2 separate regions of the Homo sapiens genome follow, and region 1 is linked to region 2. A link is a loop called in an ENCODE intact Hi-C map of the cell type or tissue named here. Cell type or tissue: CD4-positive, alpha-beta T cell. All regions are shown on one strand. Each heading gives the region's core, and the rest is flanking DNA. Links, peaks and the distances in the headings are about the cores only.

Region 1 (8,348 bases), core at 299-8,298, 470 kb after region 2:
GTTGTTTCTATTTTCCTCCTTAGGAATCTACTATGGTAGGTACTTTAGACAACCAAAATGAATAGAAAATTATCGGTATGAGGACTGAAGAGGAGTATTAAACATATAGTTACTTGTAGAGCCAGATGAAGTGAAGATTAAAGGAAGAGAGTATAATATATAATGGTTTTATATTTAAGCAAAGTAGTGAAGTTATAAAAAATTGACATAATGTGTAGAATATGCAAAATATATTTGAACAATTCTCAGTAATTTTTCATGGTGGAGATTTTGGTATGGTTATTTTAAGACTATTCTGTTTATAACATGGGATAAAGTAATAATTACGGGAAATTCTAATTTTATTATCTCCTGCATTCATGGGAACCAAGATTCTTGATACAGAAGAAAGTAGTTGTAGTTAAAGTAAAAACAATCCCTGACACACACATCTCTTTCCCTAATTTTAATTGGAAATATATCAGTAAGATCTGATAAACTATTTTGTATGTACATACAGATATGCCTATGGTATATGTATATGTGTGTCTACATTCATATCTATCAATATTTTCTCTCTTGCGCATCTCTTCCCACAGGAGTCTCTGGCTACATGCTCCCGACAAGACAATCACAAATGTCAATTGCACGTAACTCCTTGCGAAGGACAAATGTTAAGGTTCTTTTCCACTAAGCCCAGTCCATCTCATTTCTCTGGCTTCCCTCATAAAATGATGAACAGTCTTTGCATCCGTCAGTGATAACAGAGTCTCAGCTTCCCATCTCCTGTGAATAAATTCTTGGGGGAGGGAAGCATCTACACACCTATCTAAAACAAAGAGGCCTTAGGCTACATAAATCAAAATATGGGGTAGGGAGGATTTCTAACTTTGCAGAAACAAAGTTCAGCCAATAGATACAATTACTATTACTAAATAGTACACTTAATGCTTCAGTCTGAAGGTACAGTCAATCCTCCATAGCCATGGGTTCCAATGTCTCAGATTCAACCAACCTCAGATTGAAAATATTGTGGACAAAAATATAAAAAATAACAATACAATAATAAAATAATACAAATTTTTAAAACAACATAGTATAACAACTATGTATACATCATTTACATGATATTAAGTATTATAAGTAATCTAGAGATGATTTAAAATATACAAGAGGATGTGCACAGTTGTATGCAAATACTATGCCATTTTGTATAAGGGACTTGAGCATCCACAGATTTTGTTATCCACAAGGGGTGGAGGGTACTGGAACCAACCCCCTTTAGCTACTAGGGAAGAACTGTACTGCATTTTGGTTCCTTCACTGGATTTCAGAGCTTCTCATCCAACATTAGCATTGGGAAACTCCTGGATGAAAGGGAACATCTCCCATAAAAACAAATTCCTGTACCACCATTGCAAGATAGAAAGTGATTACTACTCCCCACATGAAAAATTCTCCAACTTCACCACATCAAAGTCAGGAAGCTATTGAGCATTCAACATTCTAGAATAAGGCAACCCAAAGCTTTCATTGAACAAATATGGTTTGATTGCACAGGTTTGTCAAAGTGCCATGTGGTTTTTGAGTTCCTAAACACCACAATGTCCCCAAGCAAATTTTTAAAACACAAGTTATTCCTTCAGGATGCCAAGATTCCATAGGAACATTATCCTCTATTTCAAAAATAAAGTATAAAGCTATTTGAAAATAAAATATCAATCAGTCAATGCCGAAACTGTAGGAAAGACTGAATGTTGCCTGCCTTTGGAAATCTGTGTCATTCCAGAACATAAAGGCCAATTACCATATCTGCTCAGAAATATATATCAGAAATATATATCAGAGTTGGAAGCTCTTTAGTGGAGATGGATCTTAGAGGCCCCTTTAAGACATAGGCTTTTAGAAACCTTCTATATTAAAGCATGCTCTTACATCCTTCCAATCCTATAACAGAATAAACGTTTCAAAGCACCGACCTGTTAATTACCTTATTTAATCTTCACTATGTTGCATTCATTTGTAATGTTGTTTCTTATTCAATTAAGTAAAGAAGCTTAACTTCTAGATGCATATTATGTGTTTTAAAAGGCTGCAAAAAGCATAAGAATAAAAAATTATTTTCCCCATTAGCTTATCATCAGGAAAATTCCAGACCAAAGAAAGGCATGGAAGTGGATGGTTATGGAGTAAACTTCTGGAAGAAACAAATGTGGAAGACACAGCTTTTCCTCTTTGTAACTTAAGCCAGAATCAACCTACTTTTATCCAGGGGGTAAACTGAGAGAGAAAGAAAACTCTCTATTGACTATTGCGTGCATGCCAAAAGATCATAGACTTTATCTCAATGAACCCCATATAGGCGTTATTATCCCCATTTTATAGATCATGATAAAAACATGCCCACAGCCATATGTGTGGTCTTTGAAAGTACACCATCAAACCCAGACCTATTGATTATAATTATAAGGCCTCTTTTCCTTTCCATGGTATCTCACTGACAAAACCTGTGTTGCCTGGTCTGTGACCACGTCTTGGTTAACTGAAGGAGAACAGAAAATTGTCCTTTTCAGCTGAAACTAAAACCAGATCAACTGACGACTCCAAGATGTTAAAAAATGGTCCAGATAATCCTGACTAAAAATACAATGGACAAACAACTTTATCAATTTCAGACTATTTTTCCCGGTCTCTTGAATTTTGCATGTGAATGTTTCATTTAAAAACAGCCTCATCAAGCAAAGTTTAAAGAAGTGTGTCCAAAAAAATTATAGGTTTTTCCCCCAATCTTTAGAAGATTTTCATTGCTATTGCTACGAAATACAAAAAGTTAAACAAAAAATTTTGTTTTCCAAGCTGAAACATGTATTTGTAAATCCAGGATAGTTAAACAAGAAAACTATTCTTGCAGAAAATATCTGAAAAATGAAATAAGCAATATTAAGACAAACTGAGTAAGGAAGTGGTGATTAAGTGGAGTAAAGACCGAGGTCATGTACATCTGTGCTGTGTAAGGGCCCACTTCATTTTTTGATAACTTCACTTTTTCACCCTTAACAGGGTTAACCCTAGAATGTGACAAGGGTAGCCTATGACAGGCGACATTTTGAAGTCACATTTATACAACCTCTACCCCAAACCCAAAGACCTCTCTCTCTCTGACACAAACACACACGGAAATTTATATACTTTTAATATACACAACCCAAGGTAGTCTTTTACAATTTACCAGAGTCATTTATTACTTAGTGGCATTCCAGCTCTCACACAAAATCACGATATTTCCTGTGCTTCCCTCCATGCACGTTTTGTTCACTTCTTTGCACAAGGGAACTGTGACTCTAGCATGCTGACTTGTCGTAGAAAATAAAGTGGGAATTTTTGGCCATCACTTTTAATTTAGAGCTACTGGTTCATTTCTAGAATAACATTAAACAAGAGAACGATTAAAAAAAAAAAAAAAAGAGAAAGAAATGAATGAATAGGTTATCACTGCCATCTGGTGGTGAAAATGCAAGAAAACAGGATATACATTCTGATAGCTCAAAATAGAATTAGTTTGGGAAAAGCATTGTTTTATAAAATGTCAAAAAATGTTCAGAAGTTTAATTAAGAAATGATTATCAAATGTTTGTGTTACTGATATGACTCAGAGTAGTCGCAATACGGAATATATGATCTCTTCTGATTCACATTTTTTTTTTCTCAATTTCCAGGAACATAGAGGTGTTCCTACTTTTCAGGCCCAAGAACCATAGAAAAAGTTAAATGATCATTGCATCCGTTTCACCTCCCCATGGCACTCCTCCTTCACAGTTGTTATTTCAAGAGAACTAAGTATTTACAATCATGCTATGTGGTGGGCACAGCATACAAAACGGACATCTCATCACCTGCTTGCCTCTATCAGGCTCTGAAGGTGTCTTTCCTAGGAAGTTGTCAACATAATTAAATCAGACAAACTTCAAGATACCATTGCTTTTGACAGTGTGGAGTTTCAACATGACAGACTTTGACTCTGCAGGGGGATTCCACAGCAGCTCCCATCATATCTAAGCTTCTATTACACCCAAGCTTCTATCACACACTAAGCAATGTGATCTCACATTACACAGCATACTAAACTCTCTATATAGGAAATCAAACTTTCTTACGTTGCACACACACACACACCATTTGTTTGTTTCTGCTTTCAAGTCTTTATGCTTTCTTTTATTTTCACTTGTATTGCCTATCATATTATCCTCTTCAACTACCCAGGTCCTTGCCAAACGTAAAAATTCACTGACTTGAAAATGCCTCAAAGGTTATCTATATATTACTTTTTAGGGTTTGCTTTCTATATGTCAGACACTGTTTCAATCATTTTATGCACATATTAGTATTTCCAAATTCTCAAAAAAACTTTGGAGAATTATTATTCCTATTTAAGCGTGGAGAAAACTTGGCTCAGAGCAATGAATAACTCATCTAAGTCTGCACTGGGAGTGAGTGGAGAAACCAAGTTTTGAAGCAAGGTCAGTCTAATTTAAAGGTTAAACTCATTCCTTCCTTGCTCATCATTCTAACAGGGCTTTAGTACACACACATATATGATGTAAGAACAATACATATATGTTCTTACATCCCTTTCCTGTGCAATATGATCCATTCCTCTCAAGAAAGTATGAATGACATTTCCTTTAGCAACTCCAGAGAACCCTCATTAGCTAATGAAGTGGTCTCTTGGTTAACAGTGTGGATTTCAAAATCAGAAAGCATTCTACCACTAGCAACTTTACAGTATTGCAAAAGTACTAGGCTTCAGATCTTCAGTTTTGCCCCTTTGAAATACTAATAAACCTTTTTGAAAATTAGGTGAGATAATCCATGAAAAGAGCTTAACTAGCATCATGCCTGTGACATGTTAAGCACTCAATAAAAGTTGGCGTTTATTATTTCAGTCTCTTTTATATACTGGATATTCAATGCAGATTGATGATTAACTGTTTTCAGCGATATGAAAAGGCCTTTATGAAAGGAAAAGAGCTCTTCAGAATATTGGATGACTCTGAATGGTGACTCTAGAATAACAGGGCAAGACTCTATATGGGCTGTAGAATCAATCATATGAGAGATCTGGGTAGAACATCTTCACATATTGGAAAATGTAGGGGACACCACGCTCCTGGGGTTTCTAGGCTGGCAGTGAACACATGGAAAATTCTAAATGTGAAAATGACAGCTTTGTCAGTTTGCTCCTCGAGGCCTGCCAAAGACTGCCACAGTCCCTGTCCATCTCTAGTAAATCACAGTAACTAATTCAGCTCCTACACCAAATTTGGCTTCTTCTATGACTTTTCCTAACATAAAAACACACAAAAAAGAATAGCAGCACAAAAACCACATAAGTCCCAGAAATCATTTCCAGATGAAATTTTATATGTTCTGCTTTCTAGTTTTGGCAAGTCATTGAAAAGTAAAATAGCAACCACTGTGAGAGAATTCTTATATTTCTGGAAAATGATGTTCCAATGTTATTTTTAAGGAAAGGAATGTTTATCCTTCGTTCCGAGGAATGATAAAAATGTTCCCAAATTACCCTTTAAAAAGGCAGTGATTTTACAAAATATATATATATACACACACACACACATTAATTCCTCACTTTATATCTTAAATAGGTTCTTTGAACCTATTGCTTGTTAAACAAAAGTTTAAACAAAACGACATATAACAAAACCAATTTTACCACCAGCTACTTGATATAAATAAGATTCAGTTCCTACAACAAATTTCTGGTCACAAAAACATCACCAGACTTCTAAATAAAGAGCCAAAGCACTTCTAATATTAAACATAGAAAAATATTTGAACTATATATACATTTTTTAACTATTAATATACTCAAGCAGGATAATTATCTACCCATTTATTCCAGCTCGGGGTTGTAGGTGGGTGAGTCTGTCTCAGCAGTTCAGGGCACCAGTCAGAAACCCACCCTGGATAGGCCGCCATCCCATCACAGGGCACACTCAGGCACACACACTCACACTCACTCAGACAGGGGCCATTTAGACATGCTAATTCACTGAATGTGCGTATCTTTGGGATGTGGGAGGAAATTTGAGTACCCAGAGAAAACCCATGCAGACATGGGGAGAATACTCAAGGTTCACACGACAGTGGCCGTAGGAAGAAGCGATATTTTTTCTCATCAATGCGATGAGAAAACAAGGTTGAATGAAACATTATTCACTTACCTGGTGCTTGAGTGTGTGGTATGTGTGTGTATGTGTCTATCTCCAAAGATAATATTATTTATTAAACCACTGTCCCACTCCCGTGAGCACTGATGTCCTAAGAATCCCACCCCTGCTATTGATACGGAAGTGGGGAAGGGAAGTGCTGGGAAGGGAAGTGCTGGTGTGGGCCCTTTAAATGATACGGAAATAGGGAAGGGCGTGGTCCCTGACTAGGACTCCACCACCTGCCTTGTGACCAGGGACCTAGGTGAGGACAGGCATTTTTGTTTTCCTGCCCAAATGTTGCATTTTTCAAGACCACCCTGGCGTGCCACTCCCCCATCCTATGCCTATGAAAACCCCCAACACCCTAACAGGCAGACACACAAACGGCTGGACATCGAGAGGAGCACATCACTGGAGGAACACGCAGGTGGCTGGACATTGAGAGGAACGCACCGACAAGCACCAGCAGGCCAACAAGCCACCAACCGACTGGCAGACTGACACGGAGTTTGGCTGGGGCAGTCGGAGGAGAGCGCCCAGGCCATCCAGCAGCCCAACTCCAGAGGAAAACCATCTTCCTTCTGGCTCCCTCATCTGCTGAGAGCTACTTCCACTCAGTAAAACCTTGCACTCATTCTTCAAGCCCACGTGTGAACCGATTCTTCAGGCACACCAAGGCAAGAACCCGGGATACAGAAAGGCCTCTGTCCTTGCCACGAGGCAGAGTGTCTAATTGAGCTGATTAACACAAGCTGCCTATAGACAGCAAAACTAAGAGCCCCCAGTAGCACACACTCACTGGGGCTTCAGGAGCTGTAAAAATTCACCCCTAGACACTGCCATGGGGTCGAAGCCCCACATCCTGCCCATCTGTATGCTCCCCCAGAGATGTGAGCAGCGAAACACTGAAGAAGCTAGCCACTCCCTCTCTCGCATGCCCTGCGAAGGGGACAAGGGAACTTTTCCAGTTTCACTATGACCATGGCAAAAGCTACATACCTCAAGACTGCCCATTGAGATTAGAAAACAATACAAAATCCTGACCCTTAATCCAGCTGTCTTACTTCTAGGAATCAACCCAAAGATACATTAGTAAAAACAGAAATATACCTGCTTAATACTGGTTTTTTTTTCTTTGCAACTTTTATTTTAGGTTCGGGGGGGTACGTGTGCAGGTTTGTTACATGGCTAAATTGTGTGTCATGGGATTTCTTAGTCACCCAGATAATAAGCATAGGACTTGATAGGTAGTTTTTTGGTCCTCACCCTCCTCCTACCCTCCACCACCAAGTAGGTCTTGGTGTCTATGGTTCTCTTCTTTGCGTCCATGTGTACTCAGTGTTTATCTCCCAGGTGAGAGAATATGCAGTATTTACTTTTCTGCTCCTGCATTAATTTGCTTAGGATAATGGCCTCCAACTCCATCGTGTTACTGTAAAGGGCATGATTTCCTTCTTTTTATGGCTACATAGTATTCCATGGTATATACATACCACATTTTCTCTATCCAGTCCATCATTGATGGGCATTTAGGCTGGTTTCACATCTTTGCTATTGTAAATAGTGCTACGATGAACACATGCGTGTATGTGTCTTTATGGTAGTTTGGGTATATACCTAGTAACGGGATTGCTGGGTTGAATGGTAGTTCTGTTTTAAGTCCTGTGAAAAATCTCCAAACTGACTTCCACAGAGGATGAACTAATTTACATTCCTACCAGCGGTGTGTAAGTGCTCCCTTTTCTCCACAACCTCACATGCATCGGTTATTTTTTGACCTTTTAATAATAGCCATTCCGATTGGTGTGAGATAGTATCTCATTATGGTTTTGGTTTGCGTTTTTCTAACGATTAGTAATGTTGAGCTTCTTTTCATGTGTTTGTTGGCTACATGTATGTCTTCTTTTGAGAAGTGTCTTCATATCCTTTGTCCATTTTTTAATGGGGTTGTTTGGTTTTTGCTTGTTAATTTGTCTAAGTTCCTTATAGATTATGTATATTAGACCTTTGTTGGGTGCATAGTTTGCAAATATTTTCCCCCATTATGTATGTAGGTTTTCTGTTTACTCTGTTAATAGTTTCTTTCAACTATGCAGAAGCTCTTTAGTTTAATTAGGTACCATTTGTCGAGTTTTATTG
Region 2 (8,348 bases), core at 145-8,144:
TATCATTTTTCTTCTTTTATGGTGTGCATTTTGTGTGATATCTAAGAAAACATGCCATAAGCGTGGGTTGATTTTCTCATGTTTTCTTCTAGAATATTTATAGTTTTATCACAATGTAGACATATATCAAAACATCACATTGTGCCCCATAAACATATATAATTTTTATTTGTCAATTAAAAACAAGAACAAAGAATAATAGAATAAAAATTAAAAAATTAATTACATTGAGATTAAAAAAATATGTGTGTATGTTTATAGTATATATGTATGTATATAGTTTTAGCTTTACATTTTAGGTCTGTGATCTATTTTGAGCATCTCAAATCTTGTGTCACTCTAGCTTCATGAAAATCTCTTTTTATCCCCCCACCACTTTGTTTCTCAAGAAAATTTTTCTCTCAGGGGACAAGCCTGATTTTTTTCACCCTGGCAGTGCCCAGAATCAGCAAATGCCTTTATGAATAGTTGCAGATCTTCTACTTCCTTCTGAAGGATTTTCCTTCTTTGAAATTTTTCTCCAAGTCATTGTTGCTTTCACCCCTCTCTGATGCTCTTAAATATATGACTGATGTAATTTACCTGGATTTTCTGTTTATTTGTTTGGTGTCCCTGACCTGTTGTGAACTACTTTATCCTGTTAGAAGTGGGTCACCTTTTCTGACTGCTTTTAATATTTTTTAAAAATTTGTCTCTAATTTTTAACAGCGTGCCTGTGTGTAGTTTTCTTTGTATTTATCTTGCTTGTCGCTGTAGCCCTTCTTAAATTGGAAGCTTGATGTCATTCATAAACTTTGAAAAATTATTGCCTATTAGCTTTTCAAAATGCTCTGCCCATCTTTTCTAACCTTTTCTCCTGAGATTTGAATTTTACATACTTTAGATCTTTTCACTGTATGGCATATATCTCTTATGTTCTTGCCTGTGTATTTCCATCCTTTGGTTTCTGTGATTTAGTTTGTATAATTTCTTCTGCCCTTTCTCCCAGTTTATTAATTCTTTCTTTAGCTCTGTGTGATTTGACTTTAAATGTATTCACTGAGGTCTGAATTCCATTTAAAAAATTTTAAGCTCTAAAATTTCTCTTTTTTTTTTTTTCTTTTGGCAGAGTTTCGCTTTTGTTGCCCAGGCTGGAGTGCAATGGTGCAATCTCGGCTCATTGCAACCTCTGCCTCCTGGGTTCAAGAAATTCTACCTCAGCCTCCCAAGTAGCTGGGTTTACAGGCGCGCGCCACCACGCCTGACTAATTTTTTGTTTTTAGTAGAGACGGGGTTTCCCCATGTTCATCAGGCTGGTCTCGAAGTCCTGACCTCAGGTGATCCACCTGCCTCAGCCTCCCAAAGTGCTGTGATTACAGGCGTGAGCCACCACACCTGGCCTGGTTTTTTATATAAATTATATTCAATTTTTGTTGAAATTCTTCATTCTTTCATTTATTTTCTTGAATATATTGTCATACTTATTTAAATTATGTGTCTGGCAACTTTAATGTTTAGATCACCTATATATCTGATTCTTTTGTCTGCTTTTTCTCTGGCGTTTGACTCAAAATTTTTAATATGTCAATTTTGGATTGAGTGCAGGAAATTGCATATTAAAAACCTTCAAGATAACTGGGTGCTCTTAATTATTGTATCTTCCTTCCTGAATAATTTATTTTGCTTTGACAGAAGGTTAGGATAGAGGTGGGTCACCTTAAATTTTTTAAAGACTTAGTTGATATAAAGACTTCAGTCTCTGTGAGTATATTCTACTTCCAGGTCACCCTTATTTCTATGTCAGGGATCTTTACCAAAAGCCCCTCCTCCTTGAAGAGTCCTAACCTGCCATTTTTGTTCTTTAACTCTCCTGAGACTGCAGAAGTTCTGCCTAATTTTTAGGTTTTCAGCTATGCTTTTTGCTTTTGAAATTACCAAGTAAATTGAAGTAAAATTTCAACTCAAATGCTCTGTTCATCTCTTATTCTCTCTTCTTCTAGACTTTCACCTTTAAAATTCTCACCATTTCTTATGTCTTCAAATGGATTTTTTAAAAATTTGTCTATTTTTTATTGTTTTCAATAGGGAAGTTGGTCTAAGTCAACCTAGTCATCAATACTAGGGATGAAAACTATGAGTATCATATTTAATTTCCATGTGTATCATTCAGTACTTGCTAATCATCTTCCCACATCATGCTAAGCCAAAAGAGTGGCTTTTACAGTATTGTAGGGAACTGGGTGGAGAGGCAGGTTGGGTGAATGAGAATTTTCCCCAAGCTGTCCTCTGTCACATCTGTGGCCTCAGAACAATCATCTGTAGTGGTAATTGCAAAGTGTATTGCAGGGCATACACGCGGCTGGTGAGGGAAAATTGGACTGCCCATGAGATGATGTATCTGGTAGACTTTGGAGGTAGGTGAGCTGAATTAGTCATGACTGCTTGGGATCATGCCATGGAAACCCTCAGAAACTATCAAAAGGAGGTTATTTGTATCCTCAGTTTAGGTGGCCTGAATATACAGACTATATTTAAAATGGAATTCCTCTAATTTAAATAAAATACACTCTTCATTCTGAATTTTCTTATTCATCTTGTTACTGTGTCAATTCACTAAGCCTTCAAAGGATGGCAGAAGTATAATATCTGTGGAAATCTCAAGAGGTCATTTTTATGAGTTCTAACTTTATTATCAAATAATATTTTATAAACCTTCTGTGATAGGATTTTGTATCTTCCAAAGACATTATTCTCCATTGTAGAGTAATCTTCTTTTTCATTTAGAAAACTGTATACTGGGATCAGTGGTTAGGTCTTAAGAAGAAAGGAACTGAGCTAAAAGTTTAATTCTACCCCTGTAAATTGTTCACTGGAACCTTTCCAATTCATTCGGAACAATCAAGTATTGTAAGGGTTATGGGTGGAGGGAAGAGGAAAGAAATTGCTCTTATTGATTAAATTTTCTTTTCTTTCTGAGTTCTTGATTTGTCAGATTCCTCTGAGTTCTTGTTTGCACCAACCTTTGAGTTCTTGTTTGCACCAATGATTTTATCCGATAGTTGATCCCAAATCGTCTTAGCTTTTCATAGGTCACCCTTCCAAGGTTCATGAGAAAAAAGTGAAAGTTTGCATCTTTGGTACTTCAATTAACACTGACTTCACTTGGTATTAGTGCTACTTTTAGCAACTGTATTAGTGTATCCTCACACTGCTTATAAAGAAATACCAAAGACTGGGTAATTTATAAAGGGAAGAGGTGTAATTGACTCACAGTTCAGCATGGCTTGGGAGGCCTCAGGAAACTTACAATCATGGCAGAAGGGGAAGCAAACACATTCTTTTTTACACAGCGGCAGCAAGGAGAAGTGCCTGGCAAAAGGGAGAAAAGCCCTTTATAAAACCATCAGATCTCCTGAGAACTCACTTATTATTACCAGAACAGAAGCAGGGGAATAACCACCCCCATGATTCAATTACCTTCCACCAGGCCTCTCCCACAACATGTAGGAATAATGGGAATAACAATTCAAGATGATATTTGGGTGGGGACAGAGCCAAACCATATCATTTCATCCCTGTCCCCTCCCAAATCGCATGTGCTCACATTTCAAAACACGACGATGCCTTTCCAGCAGTCCCCCAAGGTCTTAACTCATTACAGCATTAACCTGAAAGTCCAAGTCCAAAGTATCATAAATTGACACTCAATATTAACCATTGGCCAGATGTGGTGGGTCACACCTATAATCCCAGCACTTTGGGAGGCCGAGGCAGGAGGATCACTTGAGGTCAGGAATTCGAGACCAGCCTGGCCAATATGGCAAAACCCCAGCTCTACTAAAAATACAAAAATTAGCTGGGTGTGTTGGTGGGCACCTGTGATCCTAGCTACTTGGGACGCTGAGACAGGAGAATAGCTTTAACCCAGGAGGCAGAGGCTGCAGTGAGCTGAGATCGCACCACTGCACTCCGGCCTGGGCGTCAGAGTGAGACTTTGTCTCAAAAAAAGAAAAAAAAATTAACCATCACAGCAACCTTTCAGAATTCATATGTACCTGTGAGCATGGTGTATAAACTGAGCTGAATCAATAAACAAGACCTACTTGATGGAAAAACCCTAATAACTCCTCCCATAACAATCTCTACAGTACACCTATTTATTCATCGCTAAGCTCCTTGGTAACTATGGACCAAAACCTGTGTGAAACTTAAAAGAAGAAAAGCAATTAATCTTCTGAACTACAGAAAAACACCCACAATCCAGGTATAAGATAGTTCCCCAATCTGAGCCTCATCTGCATAAAGTGTGTCGGAATCAGCAGCTAAATGAGGAAATAAAGCCCTGATATTTAAAGTCGGTAATGCTTTGGTTCATTTGCCTTTTGATGTAGTATATTTTTATGGCTGAGAGGAAGTAACACACTGAAAAGGACAGAGGAGAGGAGGAGGAAGTGGCAGGCAGTGAGGGCGGAGAAAATAAGGGCAGAGCCACTGAGAAGAAAAACATTAAAAAGCAATAACTTTAGCAAGAAAGACACCAAAATGATTACATGATATCTCCAATAGATTTTACATTAATAAAAAAACTACTGATCGCATTTCTAATGAAAAAGACTTCGAACAGTTGATAAAAAATGATTTATCAGATAATTTCAGTAATAATTTTCAAGACCCACTTTATAGTGAACACATGACACACATCACATGGAGTGTTACGGTCATCTTCTGATTGTTGGGCTTTAATTATGTAAATATTTTCTTCAATCATTTAATTGCTTCATTCAGGTATAATTGGTATGCAACAAACTACATATTTAAAGTGTGCAGCTGACATATGTACACACTTGTGAAGCCATCACCACAATCAACATATTGAGCAGATCAATCACACCCAAAAGATTTCTCATGCCTCATGCCCCTTTGTGTCCCTGCCTCCTGCCTCTGCCCACTTCCTTCCTACCCTGAGGAACCAGTGATCTGCATTCTTTTATTACAGACAAGTTTGCAGTTTTTGGATTTTTGTTTTGTTTTTGACAGTGTTTCGCTCTGTCACCCAGGCTGGAGTGCAGTGGCACGATCTTGGCTTACTGCAGCCTTCACCTCCTGGGTTCAAGTGATTCTCCTGCCTCAGCCTCCTGAGTAGCTGGGATTACAGGCACCTACCACCAAACCTAGCTAATTTTTGTATTTTTAATGGAGACAGGGTTAGGCCATCTTGGCCAGGCTGGTCTCAAACTCCTGACTTCAAGTGATCTGCCTGCCTCAGCATCCCAAAGTGCTGGGATTACAGGCATGAGCCACCATGCCTGGCAGTTTTCAGATTTTTATATCAATAAAATCACGCTACATGTACCCTTTTTCTGGCTTCTCTTAACCCAGCAAAATTATTTTGAGATGCATCCATGTAGAGCACATATCAACTGTTTCTTTCTTGTTATTGGTGAATATGATATATATCATACATTGTTTTTTCATTCACTTGCTGATGCACCTTTTTGTTTGTTGCTATTGCAAATCAAATTGCTGTGAGCATTTATGTACAGGTCTTTTTGTGGAGGTTTGTTCTTAATTCTGTTAGGTAAATACCTAAGAGTAGAATGGCTAAATCATGCGGCAGAAATATGTTTAACATCTCAAGAAATTCTCAAACTGTTTTACGAAGTAGGGAGTTCTAGTTCTTCCACATTCTCACCAAAACTTGGTGTGGTCAGTCTTTCTAATTTTAGCTCTTTTTATTTCATACAACAAGACATGCTTAAGATTCTAGAGGATCACCCTTTGAATACAGAAAATAAAGACCAGCCCCTCATCAGAGAAGCTTTCCATGACCACCCAAATTAAAGTAGCATCCCCCAATTATTCCATACTGTATCACCCTCGTTTTGTTTTTTGTATTGTACTTATTGCTACTTGATATTTTCTTGTTAATTTGTCAATTAAAAATAATTCTCATCCTGTGAGCTAAAATTCTCTCCATAAAAACATACACATTTCAATCTCATTCAGGGTATATTTCCCTTAGCCAGAATAATATCTGGCCCATTTTAAGTGCTGAATAAAATGCTGAAAGAGTATTTTCCAGCTCTGGCCTGACAGCGTTGCTCCAATGGAAAGAATTTCAAATGAAAAATCAACTTGTCTTAAAAAGTGGAAGACAGTGTGGTGATTCCTCAAGGATCTAGAACTAGAAATACTATTTGACCCAGCAATCCTATTCCCAGGTATATACCCAAAGGATTGTAAATCATGCTGCTATAAAGACACATGCACACGTATGTTTATTGCAGCACTATTCACAATAGCAAAGACTTGGAACCAACCCAAATGTCCAACAATGATAGACTGAATTAAGAAAATGTGGCACATATACACCATGGAATACTATACAGCCATAAAAAAGGATGAGTTCATGTCCTTTGTAGGGACATGGATGAAGCTGGAAACCATCATTCTCAGCAAACTATCACAAGGACAAAAAACCAAACATCGCATGTTCTCACTCATAGGTGGGAAGTGAACAATGAGAACACTCCGGACACAGGAAGGGGAACATCACACACCGGGGCCTGTTGTGGGGTGGGGGGAGGGGGGAGGGATAGCATTAGGAGATATACCTAATGTAAATGACGAGTTAATGGGTGCAGCACATCAACATGGCACATGTATACATATGTAACAAACCTGCACGTTGTGCACATGTACCCTAGAACTTAAAGTATAATAAATATATATATATAAAGAAAAAAATAGCACCACAATGAAGCTCCAAGCTCACTGACATCTACACTCCATCTCTACTTATGACTTCTTTGTTCATGTCACCAGTGATTTCATTCTACCAGTTGTGATTCCTGTTGCTTAACATTTCCTGTTCTGGAATCTGTTTTATCCTGACCTCAAAGTCATCATCATACCTATCTCTGGTGCCAAAGCAATGGGAGAAAGAAAAATAACTTCCTTCCTGAGTTTATTATTTCTGTAAGCAATCACTCCACTTTTTTTGATGGTTGTTGTTGTTTGTTTGTTTTATATACCCTCCATCCTGCTGCCGCATCCCAGACTTTCTTTCTTCATAGTCCTACACCTGAAAATACCTTTCATTTCCTTGGCTACCTAGTCAGTTCAAGCCAAGATTTTTGCCTATCCTGACTGAGTTGCCTGCTTCCAAGTTCCCCTTTTGCTTTCATTCGCTTTACACACAGCATCTAGATAACATTCCCAAAGTAAATTCTCACCTTTTATTCTATCAAAAAAAAGCCTGAATGACGTTCTAGGCAAAGGTTGCAAATGAGCCACCTATGGTTCTAATTTCGATGGAATATATGTTTTGTTTGTTTGGGTTTCTCAGTTTTAAAACAAAATTTTTACCCATTTGTTAAATAGTTAAGGGATTTTATATATAAATCTGATTTCTCATAAAAACTAAAAGATCTGCAAACAGTGACCTAGGCTTTCATGAGACAGTAAACAGCTGAGTATTGTCTGCTCCCTATAAACAAAGTAAATACTCCCCAGTTTGCCAGAGTCCCCAACACTCCCTGTTATCTCCCTGCTGGAGCCAAGCATAAGTTGTTATTTATGTTACTCTTGTGCTGTTGTTTTTCTTAGAGTGGAGAAATATTTCTCTAACCTTGTCTGTTTTTCAAACATAAGAAAATGAAAACCTGAGAAGGCTACATATTTGCTTATGGGAATGCAGACCATTTCTAACTATATAATATGGAAAAACTTGTATATGTCTTCATCATACATTTAGCACTATTTACTCTCTTCCATTTCCTACCCAGCCTCTGTGGAGAAGAGAATTTGTGACCCCATGTGATTATACCCCAGAATGGGAGCAGATCCCTCACTCAGACATTCAGCACTTTCCACCGCAGAGGCCCAGGTGGACTTTTTAACCTCACTACTGCTGCACCTATTCTATCTTCAACCAAGATTGTTGTGGCTGAAACTTCTTATGCACTGTCCTGCAGGCCTAAAATCTTTTTCCTATAGCCCCACTCTTTTCAGACTTCACAGCCCACCCACACTTTTTCTGTGAAAAGCCTTTCTATCTTCAAATTGGCCCTTGTCAAAGGCGACTGTCCCTAGTAATCGTTACTGATCTGTCTGCCAGATGTGGCTTCCTTCCTCTCAGCTTCCGTAGCTTTGTTCTTCTACTGCACTTATGGGGCCTATATTCTGCTTTAAGTTTTAATATCCCACTAGGTATTATGTCTAGGGTTCTGGAAAGCTCCAAAGACGCAAATAATATTTTTAGAACTGGAAGAGAATAAAAAAAGCTTAGGACAATAAACAGCAGATATAAACATCTGACATTTAAAGATTTATTACTCAGGACATTTTACTTATACATGCATACACAC

Evidence for each region. A loop is a pair of places that touch in the nucleus more often than their neighbours do. Peaks named below come from ENCODE experiments on the same cell type or tissue, not always from the same donor. Only the 100,000 strongest peaks of a DNase experiment are listed, where the experiment ranks them.
Region 1: a loop joins it to region 2, with 2.5 times the contacts of the local background. A loop is called at or near these places in 4 of 110 quality-filtered maps.

The regions. Positions count from the first base shown.
Region 1 is chr12:21,693,149-21,701,496 of GRCh38, reverse strand. The region is part of intron 1 of KCNJ8-AS1 (KCNJ8 antisense RNA 1); the gene reads right to left. Among named protein-coding and RNA genes, the nearest start is that of KCNJ8-AS1, 35 kb to the right of the region's middle. In CD4-positive, alpha-beta T cell, for the core only: CTCF peaks have their summits at 3,264 and 3,468 (motif pointing left); a DNase peak (open chromatin) is centred at 3,466.
Region 2 is chr12:22,160,325-22,168,672 of GRCh38, reverse strand. No RefSeq gene overlaps it. Among named protein-coding and RNA genes, the nearest start is that of CMAS, 120 kb to the right of the region's middle. In CD4-positive, alpha-beta T cell, for the core only: no CTCF peak of the experiment used is centred there; DNase peaks (open chromatin) are centred at 4,232 and 4,892; H3K4me3 peaks cover 276 bases; H3K27ac peaks cover 2,703 bases.